2 separate regions of the Homo sapiens genome follow, and region 1 is linked to region 2. A link is a contact called in ENCODE Hi-C data. All regions are on one chromosome and are shown on one strand. The core of a region is the stretch at or near the end of the contact, and the rest is flanking DNA. Distances in the headings are between cores, read along the strand shown.

The links. A loop is a pair of places that touch in the nucleus more often than their neighbours do. Pooled maps may share reads with other maps.
Region 1: a loop to region 2 is called in a map of CD14-positive monocyte, with 16 times the contacts of the local background. The contact joins the promoter of GGPS1 here to the promoter of TTC13 in region 2. A Hi-C loop is called at or near these places in 2 of 168 maps with a recorded cell type or tissue (CD14-positive monocyte and naive thymus-derived CD4-positive, alpha-beta T cell) and 9 of 50 pooled maps.

What each region holds. Positions count from the first base shown.
Region 1 is chr1:235,327,299-235,329,998 of GRCh38, reverse strand. GGPS1 (geranylgeranyl diphosphate synthase 1) reads right to left here and starts at 1,429. Exons shown (of 4, transcript NM_004837.4): 1 at 1,221-1,429. ARID4B (AT-rich interaction domain 4B) reads left to right here and starts at 1,820. Exons shown (of 24, transcript NM_016374.6): 1 at 1,820-2,230. RefSeq lists enhancers at 630-779, 1,280-1,369, 1,610-1,669, 2,406-2,700 and silencers at 2,150-2,199, 2,370-2,599, 2,610-2,699.
Region 2 is chr1:230,977,548-230,980,247 of GRCh38, reverse strand. TTC13 (tetratricopeptide repeat domain 13) reads left to right here and starts at 1,387. Exons shown (of 23, transcript NM_024525.5): 1 at 1,387-1,688. The coding sequence starts at 1,418. ARV1 (ARV1 fatty acid homeostasis modulator) reads right to left here and starts at 1,154. Exons shown (of 6, transcript NM_022786.3): 1 at 969-1,154. The coding sequence starts at 1,142. RefSeq lists an enhancer at 923-1,222 and silencers at 1,503-1,762, 1,783-2,072.

The DNA.
Region 1 (2,700 bases), core at 180-2,679, 4.3 Mb before region 2:
AACTACAGAATACCTCAGTGAGAGTCTGAAACTTCTCACTTTCAAAACTAAAAAGCTGCCAGAAATTTGTTCAAAGAGTGAATCCATAATCATTAATACAAACGCTCCATTCTTTTCACCATGTGAACTACTACGGCAATAGCCTCCTCGTCGGGTTCCCTGCATTTGCCTCTTTAACTCTTCTTTTTTTCGCTTCCTCTACTCTTCAGCCAGGGATGACATTCCAATCGGAGCCATCTCTCCCTTTTGATTGAGATTCCTTGGAAGATATCCCATTGCTATTAGGAGAAAACCAAAACTCCTTTACAAAGCCTAAAAGGTTCGACACTCCCCCTCATCCCATCTCTCCAGGCTCAGTTCTTCATATTGGAAAAGCTCCCTTCCGCCACAGGGCTTTCTGACAAGTTAGTCTTTTTGTCTGGAATGTCTTTTCCTTTTCTCTTTCCTTAGTTAACTCCTGCTAGCCCTTCAGCTCTCAGCTCGATCCTCACTTGCTCAGAAACCCTTCCTTTCCCTCCCTAAAGAAGCCAAATTCCCTCATTCTCCTATCACCGTGGAACTCTCCTCTGGGGCACTGCCACTGCGGTAATTTCACATCGTTTTGTTCAGCATCTGTCCGTCTCACCAGGCGCAGGTCTACGAAGGCAGAGGCCACCCCAGTGGTCGGCGCTCAACACCCATGAAGAAATGAAAGCGCCTTCTAACGCGTTAGACGATGAAACCAGGGCACACAACCTTGCGTCTAAGAAGTGAACATCCCATGCAAAAGACTTTTCAAAGGGAAGGGCCTGGTTTGAGAATGGCCAGAGACATACAAATGTGAAGCGCATACTGAATCCTTCCATTCATACTCCGGGAGAAAGACGATGGATCTGAAAGAAGCCGCCTGATATAAACAGGGAATTTCAATCACTTCGAGGCCGATTTTCCACAGCGGCTGGGCAGAGAACTGCAAACGTATACAGTGCTAGCACAGAGTCCGGAGGGGAAGAAACGGTGAGGTTTCTGCTTCCTCCTCGCTCAGATGCTCCCTTCCGCCCCACTTGGCCAACCCTTCCTCTCCCTCCTCGCTTAAAGCTAGGGGATGGAAAATTCATACACAATCCGGTTCAGCATCCGGGTCCTCACTCTCCTTTCTTTCTTTCCTCTGCCCCGCCTCCCAGCCTCCCCCGCCCTTCTTCCCATCCGGGTTCCCCCCAGCCGCCGCCACTGCCGCTCACAGTTCAACGATGATATCACGACTTTCACGCCGCCGGTCCGGGAGTAACTGTACCCCGCATCAACTTCCTATTTTATAATGTGGACTTAGGCTCTTCCCGATGCCTACATGAATCCTTCCCACTATTTCACCACAGAACTCTCCGCCCTCCTCAGCCGCCAGCGACACCGCATTAGTTGGTGCAAGAAAATGCGCCATCCCGGTCACACTGCGCAGGCGTCGTTGCCGCCTCCCTACTGCTTTGTTGCCCCGCCCCTTTCACCTCCCCCCCGCCCCCGCACCGGTCCACGCAGGCGCAGGGCATTGCGGGCCTTGCAGTTCTCGCGGACGAGGATTTGCGCGTTGGCCCCAGAGTATGGACTTTATTTCCCAGAAAGCCTTGAGGCGTAACTTTCTGTTTCCATAGAACTGGTGGGAAAATGGCGTCGTTGTTTGTATCCAGGGACCAATAGGAACAGTGTATAGGCGGGTTCTAAAGAACTTTAACCAATCCAAGGTCGTCTAAGAGGCCATCCGGGAAAGAGGTAGGGGAGGGGGGGAAAAAAAATCTAGGGGAGGGGAGAAAGGGGGGGAACCTAGAGTCGGTGGGGGGGAAGCGATGTTTGCCCGTCAGTCGAGTCCGGAGTGAGGAGCTCGGTCGCCGAAGCGGAGGGAGACTCTTGAGCTTCATCTTGCCGCCGCCACGGCCACCGCCTGGACCTTTGCCCGGAGGGAGCTGCAGAGGGTCCATCGCCGCCGTCCTCTGGAGGGCAGCGCGATTGGGGGCCCGGACCTCCAGTCCGGGGGGGATTTTTCGTCGTCCCCCTCCCCCCAACCAGGGAGCCCGAGCGGCCGCCAAACAAAGGTACCAGTCGCCGCCGCGGGAGGAGGAGGAGCCGGAGCCTCTGCCTCAGCAGCCGCTGGACCCGCCGCCCTTCTTCCCCATCTCTCCCCCGGGCCTGCTGGTTTTGGGGGGGAGAAGGAGAGAGGGGACTCTGGACGTGCCAGGGTCAGATCTCGCCTCCGAGGAAGGTAGGGATATTTTCTGGGGCTTTCGTGGTCTCCTAAGGGGGTTCTTTTGGGAGTCGCTGGGCCCGGCCAAGGAGCAGAGGAAGATCGCGGTGGTGGTCCCTGCGGCGCCCGAATTCGGGGCCTCGGCCTCCCGGGAACCCCCACCCCCCGCAGCCGCTGTGTCCGAGCCGCCCCCTGGCTGGGCGGCCGCACACTCAGCGGTTTAGCGGCCGCGGTCGGGGGCCCGGGCAGGGTGGGGGCCGTTCCGCCTCCGGGGCCCTCGGCCCTCACGTTGTCCCCGCGGCGGGGCCAGATGTTGATCTCGCTCCCACTTGTCGGGTCTGAGCCCGGAACGGGACGTGGGCAGGGGCTCTGTGGCGGGCCGGTCCTGCCCGCGGCCCACAGGCCCTCCTGGCCCCTCGGTGGCCCCCGGCCGGCCTCTCGCTCGGACGCGGCGCGTGGGGGCGCGGATTCGCTCGGCCGGGCGCCGA
Region 2 (2,700 bases), core at 138-2,637:
TGCTGCATGGGTACAGGGACAAGACCAGGCAATATGTTGGATTTAACAAGGGTTGACATTTTGACAAAAGAGGGAAAGTACTTGAGAGAGGAACAGGAAATTGAGGTTGTATGCATCAGAACGTTATGTGGTTGGCAGATTATACAGGTATACACTCAGTTTGTCAATTCTCTTGTATATTACTACAGACCATAATTTACTAAAGAGATTAGAAAATCACAAGATCTGAAATGGGACAAAAATGTACTGTCTATTCTGTGACAGGTTCTTTGCTAATTAATACCCCCAAAGAACCTCCAACTTTGTAGACTCTTTAAACATAAGATTATTCTCTCTGCCGTAAAATAAAGAAGGGAAAGAGTAGCAGGAGACTCCATAGGGCCTTATAAGCCAGTTCAGGGATTCGGGCCTTAACTCTGAGATGGAAAATCATCAGAAAGTTCAAGGTATTCTACGAACACCTTGAAATGAGAATTTTTACTTCCTCACTTTTGGGTTTTGTACCACCAACGTCTAGCATAGTGCTTTGTACACCGTAGACATCCAATAACGACAATTGATGAAACCTTTAAAAAGCATCGTAGGTGAATTCAACATGGGTTGTGGAGGGTAAGGATGGTACCATCTCTCTGTCAAAGGGAGAAGAGCTAGAAGGAAGTAGCTTTGGCATGAACCAAAATGTCAACCTAATTGATCTTTAAATTTCTCTGCAAAATGCCCACATCTACCTCTGTCTGTCGGTCCGGTCCGTTCGCCGGCTTAGGTCATATCACCCAAATATGCCCCAGTATGAGAAAAGCGCTGTCGGGTAGCTGAGTTCTCTATCAGTACAGATATTCATGCAAAGATCCCGGGCGGGAATGTCAACTACCGAACTAAAGACTGTATCAGAGGACCCTGCTCCTCGCGGTCCCCAAATCCCGCCGCGCCATTTTCTTCTCAAGGGCACCCCACACCTGACAACTCACACAGATGGTTATCTTCAGCACACCGTGGTTATAGTCTCGGTACAACTCTTTGGCCTCCTGGTTGCATTCGATGCACCTGTACTGGCAGGAGGCCGAGGCAGCAGTAGGAGTCGCTGCCACCCCATCCACGTTCCCCTTCCCCTGCTGCAGGCCGCTCCGCCCGCCGTTGCCCATTTCCACTCAACTGCAGTCCAGAACTTCCGATTCTGTGGAGGGTAAGACGTCAGACGCCAGACCGGAAGACTTGCGCCGCGCGGGCTTATTGGGATTCGTAGTCCCGGCACCGGCAAGGCGGCCCCGGGCTGGCCGAGCTGGGACTACCATTCCCAGCACACAATGCTTCTCCCCTTGTCCCGCCCCCTTGCCACGGTCCACCTGCCCGCCGTAGGTTAGAGGCGGGGAGGCCTGAGAGCCGGGCAAGGGCTGTCGCGCATGCGCCTTGAGGGAAGATGGCACCTGCCGGCTGCTGCTGCTGCTGCTGCTTCTGGGGCGGCGCTGTGGCCGCCGCGGGCGCCGCCCGGCGTGTCCTGCTGCTGCTGCTGCTGGGGGTCCTGTCCGCCGGGCTGCGGCCAGGCGCCCTGGCCACCGAGCACTACTCGCCGCTCTCCCTGCTCAAGCAGGAGCTGCAGCACCGGCAGCAGCAGGAGGCCCCGGCGGGCGGCGGCGGCTGCAGCCCGCAGTCCGGGGACTGGGGGGACCAGTACTCTGCCGAGTGCGGCGGTGAGTGGGCGGCGGCGGGCGTCCGAGTCGGCCGGGGCGGCGGGGCAGCGGGGCTGGGGTCCCGGGCCGGGGTACGGGTCGCCCGGGCCTCACGCCTCCGGCTGCGGCGCGCGATCCGCGGGAGCCGGCTCGGCCAGGGGTCCTGGCGGGCAGCTTCCCGCCGCTGCCACCCACGCCGCCGCGCGCCCTCCTGCAGCCGCCTTTGGGCAGGGCGGCGAGTCGAGAAATGAGCTGACAGCATGCTCCTGGGGCCAGGGCGGCCTCTCTCCTGAGTCTGAAGCAACTGTTGGAAGGGTGGCGGAGGAGATGGCAGGTGGCCCGGGGCAGCCCTGTTCCCGCCGCCGGCCTCCCGAGGATGCCGAAGGGGCGAGGGAGGGGCGGGCGGACGAGCAACCAGCCCGGCGGCTTGCGGAGCCCGCCCCCGGAGGGAGACGCCTGGCACATCTTAGGCCTGGAAATCAGGCTTCCTGACCTCCCGGGTTAATGTCTCGTATACAACAGTTCCTAAAAATTGGATCCCTGGAATGGAAAAAAAGAGCAAGCCCATCTTATCTGCTCGTTGACATCTTGCTTCCAGTTGTTTAAGATCAACCTGCGATCTGTCAGGTGTCTCCCAGAGGGAAAAAAGGCCCCTGCAGGCCTTGAGCCTGTGTGTCAGTGCCGTGTGTGTATTGGAGCTACGCCAGCTCATTCATTAAGAATGGGCGCTATTGGCTTCAGTTTAATAAATCATAGCAGATGCCTCTGGGACAAAATACGTGTGTACATTTTTTTGTTTTGAAGTTCTGTCGTGGGTCTTTTTACCCATCAATCTCCTCCCTTTCTCTTTCCCCCTTCTCTATGTGAGTTCCCTTATGGCTTGCTTTGGGAAGGACCGGGGTCTACCGAACCCACTGGGAGATGGTTGCTTTTAAGACTTGGCAGTGGTTTTCTTCGGCATTGTGTACCTGGGAAAACAATACCTTTTTTTTTTAGTTGAGATGAGACGTCAAGATTAGCACAATCTGATTTC